4 separate regions of the Homo sapiens genome follow, and all the other regions are linked to region 3. A link is a contact called in ENCODE Hi-C or POLR2A ChIA-PET data. All regions are on one chromosome and are shown on one strand. The core of a region is the stretch at or near the end of the contact, and the rest is flanking DNA. Distances in the headings are between cores, read along the strand shown. Region 1 holds the start of FKBP7 (FKBP prolyl isomerase 7). Region 2 holds the start of GORASP2 (golgi reassembly stacking protein 2). Region 3 holds the start of SP3 (Sp3 transcription factor). Region 4 holds the start of HNRNPA3 (heterogeneous nuclear ribonucleoprotein A3).

Evidence for each region. Hi-C counts contacts between places; a loop is a spot of excess contacts on that map. ChIA-PET counts read pairs that join two places held with the same protein, here RNA polymerase II (POLR2A). Pooled maps may share reads with other maps.
Region 1: a map of B cell shows a loop between it and region 3 (22-fold over the local background). The contact joins the promoter of FKBP7 here to the promoter of SP3 in region 3. A Hi-C loop is called at or near these places in 2 of 168 maps with a recorded cell type or tissue (B cell and naive thymus-derived CD4-positive, alpha-beta T cell) and 5 of 50 pooled maps.
Region 2: a map of B cell shows a loop between it and region 3 (19-fold over the local background). The contact joins the promoter of GORASP2 here to the promoter of SP3 in region 3. A Hi-C loop is called at or near these places in 2 of 168 maps with a recorded cell type or tissue (B cell and CD4-positive, alpha-beta memory T cell), 2 of 37 single-sample maps with no recorded cell type and 8 of 50 pooled maps.
Region 4: a map of B cell shows a loop between it and region 3 (12-fold over the local background). The contact joins the promoter of HNRNPA3 here to the promoter of SP3 in region 3. A Hi-C loop is called at or near these places in 4 of 168 maps with a recorded cell type or tissue (B cell, CD4-positive, alpha-beta memory T cell, CD8-positive, alpha-beta T cell and 1 more) and 11 of 50 pooled maps. POLR2A ChIA-PET finds 5 or more read pairs at or near these places in 1 of 52 experiments (activated CD4-positive, alpha-beta T cell).

The regions. Positions count from the first base shown.
Region 1 is chr2:178,476,852-178,479,849 of GRCh38, reverse strand. It overlaps FKBP7 (FKBP prolyl isomerase 7), which reads left to right and starts at 1,250. Exons shown (of 4, transcript NM_181342.3): 1 at 1,250-1,571; 2 at 2,637-2,788. The coding sequence starts at 1,351.
Region 2 is chr2:170,927,650-170,930,867 of GRCh38, reverse strand. GORASP2 (golgi reassembly stacking protein 2) reads right to left here and starts at 1,615. Exons shown (of 10, transcript NM_015530.5): 1 at 1,465-1,615. The coding sequence starts at 1,527. RefSeq lists a silencer at 1,137-1,836.
Region 3 is chr2:173,963,655-173,966,646 of GRCh38, reverse strand. It overlaps SP3 (Sp3 transcription factor), which reads left to right and starts at 1,274. Exons shown (of 7, transcript NM_003111.5): 1 at 1,274-1,482; 2 at 2,094-2,242; 3 at 2,764-2,886. The coding sequence starts at 1,476. RefSeq lists silencers at 1,027-1,096, 1,597-1,876, 2,207-2,696, 2,827-2,992 and enhancers at 1,937-2,759, 2,760-2,992.
Region 4 is chr2:177,211,373-177,214,632 of GRCh38, reverse strand. It overlaps HNRNPA3 (heterogeneous nuclear ribonucleoprotein A3), which reads right to left and starts at 1,839. Exons shown (of 11, transcript NM_194247.4): 1 at 1,762-1,839. The coding sequence starts at 1,833. MIR4444-1 (microRNA 4444-1) reads right to left here and starts at 1,907; the gene lies at 1,834-1,907. LOC105373759 (a long non-coding RNA gene) reads left to right here and starts at 2,222. Exons shown (of 1, transcript NR_157853.1): 1 at 2,222-3,238. RefSeq lists silencers at 1-6, 1,412-2,201 and an enhancer at 1,201-1,872.

The DNA of each region.
Region 1 (2,998 bases), core at 1-2,500, 4.5 Mb before region 3:
AAAACATGGAACTCGACTTCGGAATTTTAGTCTAGAAATGGGGACTTCCCCCTAGCTTTTATGATTTTTGAAACTCCTGCTTGGACGCAATTGTCATCTTGCATAATCGACAGTAATTTTCAGGTTTATGGAATTTTGCAAACTTTAAGCAAAGCACATCAATCAGGCTCAGTGCTGCGGCTTTTCTTCGCATCACCGAGGTAGAATAGCACCTCTACTCCCAGAACTTAATCCAGGCGAATGCAGAAGGCCTTTGCTGGTTTTCTGGTTTGGGTAGTCTTTGGGTATTCACTTGGAAACAAGGCGAATTGATGGATGGATAGAGTGATGGATGGATATGTAATAAATATAATATAGTTCAATGACAGGATCCAGATGGTGGGTGTAGGAGAGTTTACTGTAGAATTCAACTTTCTGTGTATTTTAAAGGTTTTCATACTAAAATTGGTGGTGAAGTGGTGTTGTCACACAGATTTGACCAAATCCCTGCTGCGTATTAGCTGTGAGATTGGGACAACATGCCCAATACTCAAGTTTTCTTGACTGATGTGGACAATTACGTATCCCATGGGATGGTACAAAAAAGTCAAAAGAACATTCCCCGCACTACCAGAGGCCCTCGAATCAAGGGCGGCCCCGAGTGGCGGGGAAAAGAAATGCAAGCCAGCGGAGGATGCTGAATTGTGGAGGTCGGCTCTCGGAAACGCCTGCAGCCAGGCAGAGGAGTTGCGGTACCGCAGTTTCGTTGCATCGGGCTGGCCTTCAGGTTGTGCGACTCAGCCTGGAACCTCTGAATGCAAGATTCCGACCTGAGAATGCGCTTCAAGGACACCTCCGAAGCACCCAGAAAGCCACCGCCAGCCTATTTTTTACGCTCCTTTTCCAGCATGCCTCTCCCTCCCCCCAGTATCTATCTGCTCGTTCCCTAGGGGTCTTAGAAGCCTTTTGCTTCCAGAAATGACAACCATATTCCCTGACTCTACGACATCCCAGGCTGTTTATTTCGTCTTATGCCAGTTTCATTTTAGAAAATGCGAATGTTGTCACCGAACCCTGAGGAAACCTGCTGTAAAATACGCGGGTTTAGCGAGAAGAAGCGGAGCGAGTGTGCGTTGCGATCTTAAAGACTGAGGACAGCCAGCCCGAGGGCCTAGAAACAGCGTTAACCGCGCTGAGCCCGCTGCGGGAGGCGGAGGGGTTGGGGCCATGAGAGGGCGGGGCCGCATCTATGGCCCCGCCCCGGCCCTTTGTGACGCAGGACAACGCCTGCCACGCGTCGGAACTCGGCCGCGGGACATCCACGGGGCGCGAGTGACACGCGGGAGGGAGAGCAGTGTTCTGCTGGAGCCGATGCCAAAAACCATGCATTTCTTATTCAGATTCATTGTTTTCTTTTATCTGTGGGGCCTTTTTACTGCTCAGAGACAAAAGAAAGAGGAGAGCACCGAAGAAGTGAAAATAGAAGTTTTGCATCGTCCAGAAAACTGCTCTAAGACAAGCAAGAAGGGAGACCTACTAAATGCCCATTATGACGGCTACCTGGCTAAAGACGGCTCGAAATTCTACTGCAGGTAGGAAATGCTGCGAGCTGCCCGTGCGTCCAGTTGCACAAAATCTTGCCTGCCTCCACCAAGCGGAAGCCTCATTGGTTGGTTGGTTGGGGTTTTATTTTTTAACGGTAAAAGTTGAGCCCTTTATTCATTAAAAAAAATCACATTATATGGCAGTGTTTCTCTAATAAACTGAATATTTTTATTTAAAGTATTGAAAATGTTGTGGCAATAAATTATCAAAAATACGATACATCCACACACACATCAACCACCACCATTACCCTTGGGACCTCCAGAATTAAATCAAGGTTCTGCCTATAAGGATGTTCACATTTTTCCCTTGCCAGAAGTATTGAGTCTTTACGGAGGAATACATGGAATAAAGAGATTTAATTCTGGCCTTCAGAAGCACGATTTTTATAGGTTGTGGCCACTTTCTATCAAGAAAAACAGTTACTTCCCTGGTGACTTCTGGTGGGCCCTGCTCCCTCATTCCACCTGGTGCCTACTCTGATTTAATTGATGGCTTATTACTCAGAGGGAGAATCTTTTCTTTACCCTGTAAAGATAGGACTGGGAAAAACAGTTCCATCCATTTAGAATAAAATAGAGAAATTTAATAAGAATTTATACAATTTTATAATTTAATAAGAATTTAATAAATTATATCATTAGAATTTAATAAGAAAATATACCATTTTAAATTACTATTAAAATGACTTTTTGAGGCTAAAACTGCCCTATCATTTTTTTACAACAAACCCAGGGAGTTAAATGAGTTCTTTGTACAAGCCATGCACCTAGTTAGGGGCTGGAGACCCATTAAAAAGTTAACTGTTGAATAGTTTTTGTAAAGATAACAATTTTAAAAAATGAGATGGCTGTTAATGATTAACTTTGGGCAAATCATACTTCTTTCTGGTGATTATAGGGAAGTTTGAGTCAAACACCCCATTAAGGGTTTTAGAAAGAGTGATTATATGGGAATGATGGTTAGAGAGGACTCCAATTTTAAATGCCCAGCTGTATTTTCAAGTTTGATTTCTTGAAATCAGTTTACTTAAGTATTGCTTTTTGTTATAGCCGGACACAAAATGAAGGCCACCCCAAATGGTTTGTTCTTGGTGTTGGGCAAGTCATAAAAGGCCTAGACATTGCTATGACAGATATGTGCCCTGGAGAAAAGCGAAAAGTAGTTATACCCCCTTCATTTGCATACGGAAAGGAAGGCTATGGTAAGATGTTTAATTTTAATTTCTTGTTTTAGTTATATTTAAAAAATGATTAATAGATTTCTGGGTATATAGGTCTGAAAGAATTGAAAGCACAGTCTCAAAGAAATATTTGTACAGCCATGCTCATAGCAGCCATGTACAATAGACAAGAGATGGAAGCAAGCCACATGTCCATACATAGAGAAATGGATAAACAAAATGAATACATGC
Region 2 (3,218 bases), core at 366-2,865, 3.0 Mb after region 3:
AGCTGGTAATACTGGGTAACATCCCAGGGTAGAGAACTCAAAATCAGACCAGATAATAGAAAGAAAAGCACAGCTTTCACCTCACATTTGGGAACTGACAATTCTCCTTCCATTTCCTCTCTCAGTGTGGCTCTTGGGTGTTTGGTTAGCAGAAGGGGATAGGAAGATAATACGGTTTATTTATAGGCTCCCTTTTCCTTTCGGGGAAAAAAAAAATCACCCTTTCCTACTAAGAGTATGGCAGAGGAGGGATTTTTAGTGTAATGGAAAGGCAATAGACACGATAATCCGGAAGATCAGAAAGATGATCTGTCTCAGCCCTATCACATAGACAGCTGGGCAATTTAAGAATGTGTCTCACCTAAAACATGGGACCCAGGGCAGGAAATGAAGGTAGCACCAGGAAGTGCACTCTCTTACTTTCAGTGAAAACGTTCTTGCCTGTGAGGAGCTAATATTGAGTGACACTCTATTACACCCCTAAATGGCGCTACACGCTGCGGCCACTCTGTTGACTGTTCATGTTAACACTCACACAGGTGTCACAGCAAACAACCATCAATGCTACTTCTAAAGTCGCCCGGTTCCATGAGGAAAAGACCACATGCTTTGTACCACCCAGGCCCAGGCCGTTCATAGGTAGGGGCTTAGCTGACGCCTTTTGAGATACTATGTTTCTCTGCGTCCTGGAAGTTAAGCTAGGGTTGTTTTCCTTTATATACTCCGATTTTTAAAAAAAATTTCTCTGCACTACCTCTTTACCACTGTGGATCTAAACCTTATAATCTAAACCACACCCTCAGCAATCGGAACAGAACGGAAGTTCCCACTCCAGGAAATCTTGAGAAGGTTTGGGAGGGTCAGGAGTGGCACGGGAAAGGAAAAGTCTGGTCAAAATCAAGTCTGTTTAAGTCCGTCGAACCTACTTCCAGGCCATTTGGTTTTCCGTCTCCTGCCCTGCTGGTCTTTCAGGCCACTCGGCCGGCGCCGAGGTGATTTAACACCTGCCGCCGCAGGCCCCGCCTCCGGACTGCGGGTCCGGATCCCTCTCCTAGGAAAGCGCAAAGGCTGCCTTCACAGTCACCACTTTGGAGACGTTGCCTCCGCGCCCTTCCTAACTTTGGAAGCTAAAAATGAGGGGGGGTGGAGGAGAGAGAAGGCCGTGCGGAAAAAGAGCAAGGTTGTCCCCCCTTCCCAGGGCCGCCCCCTGGCCGAGTCGCCGGCAGCCGCCTCCAGCTCCAGCCCGTCCTCCTACAGCCGCGGACCCCGTGCCCAGGGCGCTCCGCGGAGGTGGGATGCGAGCGGCCTCCGGAACCAGCCTCGACCAAGGCAGCGCCCGCGACCGCCGCTCCTTCGCGGGATCGGGCCTGGCTGCCCCGTGAAGGAGCCCATGGGGGCCTCCGCCTCCCCGCGGCCGGCCCCGCCTCCAGCCCGCAGCTCCCCGGCCGCCGTCGGAGCCCTTACCCGCAGAACGTGGTAGCCCTCGGTGCCCCCGCCCGGGATCTCGACGCTTTGCGAGGAGCCCATGGCGGCGGGCGATCGGTGTGGCCGAGCCGGGCTCCGCGCTGCTCCCGCCCCCAGCGCACCGCCTGCTCTAATCCTCCGCGTAGCACTTGGGACGTGGCACTCGCTGCCGCCGGAGAGCCGGGCCGCACAGCCCGCCGGGAGATCGTCTCTGCTGCAGCCCGGGCCGCTGCGACGCCGCAGACAGCGCCACCTGCCGCGAGCCACTGGAAGGGGCCCGAGCGCTCGCGGGCCGGGAGGGCGGAGAGGGAGGGCCGGAGGAGGACTGGGAGGCACCGCGTCGTGCTCGCGAGAGAACAGAAATGCGCTTCCCCCAGCTTTGGCGCCTTGCTACGGGGCCCTGGATTGGACTAGATTTATGCAGACGCGTTCCCGCTCGCCTGAAAGAACACATACTTGGTTGCAGGTCCCCCTGGTGGCCAGAGGCGGGGAAAGGGCTGCTGATGAACAGGAGCGAACTCAACACACACCAAGCTCTCTGTTCTCCGGGTGTGTAGGTATTTTCCCAAACTGTACAGCTGAGGGGAATAGTGGCCTCCTGTGGGCTGCCTAGCATCTGCTCAGCTAAATTTTATAAAAGGAAACGCTCCCTTTATAAAACAGTAGTCTCACAGAGTCACCTACCAACTTCTTTTTTGGTTTGGGTTTGTTTTTTTTTCTTCCTCCCTAATTGTGAGAATAAGATTAGAGGATTGGTCATAATCAGAGCGATGCCAGCGTGGGAAGCACGGTTGGATTTCCCTGGCATTCCACCACCTGCTGCTGCTCGGTTCCCCGTCCTACCTCCTTCAGGTAGCCAGGTCGTATTCATGCTTATTCCGTTGTCGTATTCCGTTGCTGCTTTTGCCCCTTACGTGTACTCCCTCTGAAACCCCTAGTTGCTTTGTGGTCAGTTGGACTGATGTTGCGTCAACCAGGTATTATGTGGATTCCTATGTGATGCAATGTAAAGTACGTGCTATCGCCCATGAAGTATTCTAGCCCAAGGTGGTTAACTTGCCTCTATGGCATCTTGAGTTTGATGTTTACAGGAAGTAAGGGGAATTGAGGAGCAAGTAAAATGACACCACAGGGAACCAGGCAAATACAGGAAGTGGGCCTTCCTTCAGGACAGCTGGCCAGTTCTCTTTGTCGAGTCAGAGTCCTATGAAAGGGCCTATGCCAGATTAAAAGGAACCCGAAGAATATAACCAAGAGACACATTGCAAGGGCTTGAGTTGGGGGCCAACTTGGAGAAATAAGCGTAAAGGACATTTTTGGTTCATTTGGAGAAATTTGAATATGTACTGAGTATTAGAAGAGTAGTTATTCACATGGAAACGTGGAAATTATTGTCTTTTTTAAAAGCTGGTTACAAGACGGGATGTGTCTGTAGACAAAATGAAAAACATGTCCTCAAAATACAGATTAATATGTATGTATGCATATGAAGATGTGGGAGGAGAATATGAACCAAGGGTTACAGTGGTGATCTCTGGGTGGTGACAGAGATATTTTATTTTTTGTTTTGGCTGGTTCCATATTCTATGATGCTCATGAAGTGCTTTTGTAATAAGAAAATATTATTTAAAATTTAAAAATAATTTTCTTTGCTATCGGTAAGTGAATAGCAGATTTTTAGGAGGCCTAATAAATCCATAAATCCATAAATGAAATCTCCAGTTATTAGGCTCCTCAAGGACAGGGTCTGCAGT
Region 3 (2,992 bases), core at 25-2,524:
ACACAAAATATAATAATCACAGTAATGGGAAAACTGAATCTTGAGCCAGATTTCTAAAAAACAGGTATTGTGGACAGTGTTTCCACCTCTTGAATTTAACTTCTTTCTTGGCAACTATACTTGAAGGTAACAGGGAGAGATGTCTCTTAGTTGGCAAAACACACACTTAAAACCTGAGCATTTTCCCCCAGGATGACAGCAAGATACCAAGGATGCCAAAGAAGGAAGGAGTGTTAACCTAATCCAGTAAGAGAAACAAGATTTTAAAATACAACAAAAATGTTCCAATGGGGGAAAAAAGGTAGTTCACCGGTTCACGACTTTAAAAAACGTTGGCAGTGGTTGATGGGCTTATTTCAGGAGATATCTGACTTGGTACCAAGAGGATAAAGAGGCCGGGAATAATACGTTTGTGCAGCAAAATGGTTATGTGACCGATTTTTTAAAACACAGAATTCTGCCCCACTGAATACATACACATACCACAAGTAAAATGAAATATACTTTTAAGTGCCCGTTTTGGTGCCACTGGCCAAAATTAAAACTCTCCTTCCGTATGTGAGGTGACTTGAGATTTCTTTTTTGCTTTAAATGCCTGCCTTCAGGGTACGTGAAAGTGGGAGACCGGTTGGAAAACTGGGGCTAAGGGGGCTGGGAGCGAGATGGCTGTGACTGAATCAGGAAGCTGGATGTGAGAGAGAAAAATCCTCCTCCAGCCTCGGAGGGGGTGTCTCCCCTAATACCAGCTCCCTCCCCCCGGGCTCGTGGGGCGGGTCTGGTTTGCTCAGTAGCGGCAGCGGCCGCAGCAGCAGCCCCGGGGCTGAGCAGCGGTGGCCTCCTGGCAGCGCAGGGAAGCGGCGGCTCCAAGAGCGCGAGGCCCTGGGGAGATCCGGCCAAGACTGCTGCCGGGATGGAGGAAGCGTCCAGTGGAGCAGGAGTCACCGGGGACGAATTTCCTCCCCAGCTCAGCTCCCCTACAGCTTGGCTAGGCCTGCTCCGAGCGCCTGCAAGGTGGAGGAGGCCTGCGCCTCGGGCCTGGCAGCGGCAGCCGGCGAGGGAGGCGGGCACAGCGGGGTAACCGGCGAGCCGTAGCCGCTCTCGAAAACCTACGCTGCCACGGCCGCTCATTGTCTCTCCCCTTCCACCCGGGGGCAAACAGGAAGCGCGCCGCCTGGCAGACCGACGGACAGGCGCCTGGACCAATGAGCACAGCCGACAAAGAGCACGGCGGCGAATGAGAGCCAAGAAGAGGGGCGGGAGTTCCGGGCGGGCTGTCACCCTCTTCCCCCCTTTTGGGCTGGAGGCTCCACCTTTTGTGTTTCCCGCACAGTCAATCAAAATAGGAAAAAAAAATCCCCGGACCGCTCCGGCCGTGTCCGCCGCCGCTTCCCGCATCCTCTCCCGCCGCCGCCGCCTTCGCTCCTCACCATGTGTAAGGCGGCGGGGAGCCCCGCCTGAGGTGCCCTAAACACACTATGACCGGTACGTAAAGCCGAGAGAGCAACCCTTGCTGCTGCCGCCGCCGCCGCTGCCGCCGACCACAGCCAGCCCGGGGCCGCTGCCGCCGGTCTCGGCCCCGTGTGTGCGACCGAGTGTCTGTGAGAGGCAGAAAGCTGCACTCCCCTGCGCCTCCCTCCCCTCCCCGCCAGCCACCGTCCACCCCCGAAGCCCCAGCAACGCCGTCTCCCCGCCAGGCCCCGGGGCGGGCGGCCCGGTCCGCCGGGAGCGCATCCCCCTGTGTGCGGGCGCGGGCGGGCGTGTGTGAGTGACTGACGGTGCGAGAGGAGCGAGCGCGAGTGAGAGCGAGCGGCGCGAAGGGAAAGGGGAGGAGAGGAGAGGGGGCAGGGGCAGCGCGGGGAGGAGGAGGAGGAGGGAAAGAGGAGGAGGAGGAGGGTTACAGGCAGCGGCGGGCGGGGGCAGCAGCAGGAGGGGAGGAGGGAGCCGCCGCCGCCGCCGCCGCCGGGGGGCGGGTGGGGGAGGGGAAGGGGCCTGGGTCCGGGCTTTGGGAGTAATTTCGCTTCGGCCCGCGGGCCCCCTCCCTCTCCGCCACCCGCCTTCCTCCCCACCCCCACCCCCCCGCGCTGTGCCTGCAGCTCCCGAAAAGCCCGTGAAACAAGAGGAAATGGCTGCCTTGGACGTGGATAGCGGCGGCGGCGGTGGCGGCGGCGGCGGCCACGGCGAGTATCTGCAGCAGCAGCAACAGCACGGAAACGGTGCGGTGGCGGCGGCAGCGGCGGCCCAGGTGAGGAGCGGCTGAACCCCGGCCCGGCTCCCCCCTCGCGCCGCTTTCTCCTCCCCTCGCCTCTCCCCTCCCTCCTCGCCTCACCCCTCCCTCCTCGTCTCTCCCCTCCCCTCCACTCCCCTCCCCCCGCCCCGGGAGCTGCCCGCCCGAGGCGCCAACGCTCCGACCCCGCCCGCGCCGCCCCGCCTCGCCCGCCTGCCGCCTTTTTGTGCGCGTGTGAGTGTGGGCCCCAGCGTGCCCTCCCGGGGGTGGGTTCCGGGCGGAAGGCGGAGGCCCGGCGCGCAGCCCGCCGCCCGCCTGCCCGCGGACCGGGGAGCCGGGGTGCTTGGAGCGGGGGACGCCAGGCGTGGGCTGGCGGCGGGACCAGGAGGAGGAGGAGGAGGAGGAGGAGAGCGCGGGCTGGCGCTTGCCCGGGCGCAGTCGGCGGGGACCGAGTCGTACTTCCTGTGCGAAAGGCGGCCCGACCCTAACCGCCACCCCCTCCCCCTGTCTCCCTCTCTGAACCCGCCCATTGGGGGTAGGACACTCAGCCGTCACCGCTCGCTCTGCTGGCCGCTACCTGCAGCAAGATAGGGCCGCCATCGCCGGGCGACGACGAGGAGGAGGCGGCCGCCGCAGCCGGGGCCCCCGCCGCCGCCGGAGCGGTAAGTCCCGCGCGCGGCCCGCCCCCGCCGAGGCCGGGCGCCCGCCATCCCGGACCCGTGGCGCGCCTGCCCAAAAGGCCTCCCCGGCGCCCGCGCTTCCCCCGAC
Region 4 (3,260 bases), core at 590-3,089, 3.2 Mb before region 3:
TAGTAGAGACGGGGTTTCACCGTGTTAGCCAGAATGGTCTCGATCTCCTGACCTCGTGATCCGCCCGCCTCGGCCTCCCAAAGTGCTAGAATTACAGGCGTGAGCCACAGCGCCCGGCCCATACATTTAAACTCAAAACTGTGATGAAGAACAATCTAAAAGTTCTGAATGTCAAACTTACAGAAACTCACTGCTTTCAAGCAAATTAATTTAAAACAGGCATTCCTAAGCCAAACCAGCATTTCCCAAAAAAACTGAGGAAAAAAAAAAGCCGATCAAATAGCTTTCTATAACCCATGTTTGTTATATGCTGCAAAAATCTGCAATTTACAACTCAATTTTAAGAGTCACAACTAACTGGCAAGTTGGACTTACATTAGGAATGGTATGTATTGTCTGACTATAAGAACGGAGTACAGCAAAACAAAAATTGAGATTTTTAAGAATTAAGATGTCTTGAAATTGTTTTATACTTTAGTCAAGACTTTTTAACACATTGCATGAACTGTCATTTAATGCATGCATTAAGGTTTCCTTCACCCGAAGTTCTTAAATAAGGGGCTCACATTTACATTCTAATGTCTTCCTGTGTCTCCTAGAGGTAGAGATGTTAAACCGTTTAATGTGAAGAGATTGTCACATGCTAGAAAAAAACGTTAATAGCCTAAAGCATTAATTCATGTAATCTCATCTTTTCAAGTCTTGGATAAATGTATTCGATTGACAATAACGAAATCGACAAAAATATTTAGGATCCACATTAAATGTACTGCAAAAACGTGAAAATTTCAACTCTGGTTGCAGTCCTCTAAATAAAATTCCAGGAAACTACAACCAGAGCCGACTCAAAGAATGGGAAAACATGAAGATAAAAAACATTTCTAAATTCTTCCTTAACATACTATACTCAAATTCTTCTCCACCCACCCTCCTCAGCGGCCGGAGCCGGGAAGGAGCTGGCTGGGTTGTTTTTCACATCTACACTCAAATTCTCAAAAATTAAGTCCTTCGCCCACATGGCGGTTTAAGAAGTGTAATGTAAGTACTTTAGCAAAAATATATCAGGAAGTATTTTAAAGCAGCAAAGTTTTTAACAATCTCGTATTTCCAACAGGATGCTGCGAAAAAAAGAAAAGGCCAATTATCGACTTCTCGCGGAGAGGACCCGTAAAAGGCCTAGAAAAGCGTCGGCAGAACTTCAGCGAAAGCACTACCTCCCCATGCTTCGAGGCCATTTGCGGCTTTTTCTGCCGGGCCGCCTCCGCCCTCTTCCCTCCAATCCCAGGCTCGCTTTCCCGGCGGCAGAGCGAGGCGGCGGCCATTGCGGGCCAATGCGCCATTTCGTAACGCGGCGGCGGATCAATGTCAATGTGGCCGCCGCCCGCTTGCTCGCTCGCCCGGATGTGCCTGCTCGTCCCCTCCCCTCCCCCACCACCTCCTCCCAACCGCTCCCGCCGGGGCCCGCCATGCCGCCCTCGGCCTCGCTTCGGAGGCCGCGCAGCCGGCAGGCCGGCTTCCCTCCCGAGGCCTCCCCGACCAAGCCGCGCCTCCAAGGGGCCGCCTGTGCAGCCGAAGGTGAAGGCGAGGCGGGCGAGGGGCCCCAAGGAGGTCTCCAACTCTCGCTCCCCTCCCCCTCCCACAGCCTGTCTCAACGCAAGAGCGCGGGACGGCCGACCCGGTCCACCCGGCCTCCCCGCTCCCACCGAACCAGGCCCCCAACGCCGGCCATTCCCCACCAACCCCCCGCTCTCCCCCTAATACCTCCTCCCCCCGGCGGCGACGGCGACGGCCGGAGTCGGGCTGGGGGCGACCGGGCGGCGGTTTTACCTCCATTTTGAGACCGGACTCGCCTCTTCCAACTCGAGTTCAATATGGGACCGAGAGGAAGAGGCGGGGCCAGTCGTCACGTGACGCGTTTTCCGCGCGCCGCCAGTCTGTTGGGGGAGGAGCGAATTGGGAAGGGGGCGGAGCCAAGCGGGCGCGAAGAGGGACTGGACCAGCGGGTTGGCGGGCGGAGGGCGGAGGCGCGGCGTGCCGCGGGAGCGCGCGCGCCTCGCCAGCTTTCAGGGGAAGAGGGCCTTTGCCGCCGTTCGCGTCAGGGCGAGTTCCGGGACGTCAGTGCGGTCTCCGCCAATGGTGAGCGTCCACGTAGAGGGAACGCCTTGTGATCGCGCGTCACCAGAGAGAAAGGCCTTTCCCTTTCTTCTCGCGCTTGTCCCTCATTCCCCACGCAGGCCTCTAGTTCTCCATTTCAGAATTCATTCTATTCCTGTGCCCGAAATAAAACCCACGTTTTTCTTGCTTGTAATTTAAAGGTTGCAAGAAAAACTCCTCGGCCCCTCGGACCATCTTTCCTGTTTCCAAATGCCGGGGACCAGTGTCTGTGACTGCGCCGCCTGCCTGAGGGCATGTACTGAAAAGCCCTGCGACTCCAACATGTGGGACTCACAAGCACCTTGGACAGGCCTCAAAACGCGGCTGACATACAGAATTTTTACCATTAACGACCTGAGGCAGGACTGGTGGAGGTCAGTTCATTAGTTACTGATCTCAAGAAACAAGTCAGGACTATTTTCTAATGTGCTTCTTTCAAGTTAGTGTGGAAAGAGCTGATGCATCTGTTGTAGCTGACGGAATTTAAGGAACTGAATAATTGACAAGATTTCCAGAAAAGCAGGGTCGCCAGATAATGCTACCTGTTTGCGAATGATTGTTACCGTAATGCTCTAGAGAGCTAATCCTTTCTCGGCCTAGTCAGATGATTTTAAATCATTTGATTTTACAGAGCTTTAGTTTCAGTTTTTTAAATGAAAATGGGGATGGGATTAGGTCATCTTCTAACACCCACGACAGCCATAAATTGATAATCTATGGATCCATATTTAAAGTTACTGATAAAAATAACCACAATTGACCAGCCTCCCTTCCCTGTTAGGAAATGCTTTATATTTTAATTTAGCAACCCATGTGACCAACCCTTTTAGAATTGAACTGGCTCTCCCTAGGAAAGGTTAGAAATCTAATCAGTTATAGTAAGTTTCTGTTAACAAATGGGGAGTGGTCGACTTGGAGTTTGGAAAAGGGGAGCGTAAAGTCTAAAAGTTTGTTAATTTATCTAGCCGTTGCTCCAGGAGGACCTGTGTTATAGTTTGGAAACATTTACAAAGGGTATTTTTGTGGGGCAGAAAACAGTTAGCAGTCCTTAATGTAATTTGGTTGAAATAACCGTTCAAACCAGACTCCTCCTGTTGCTTTGATTC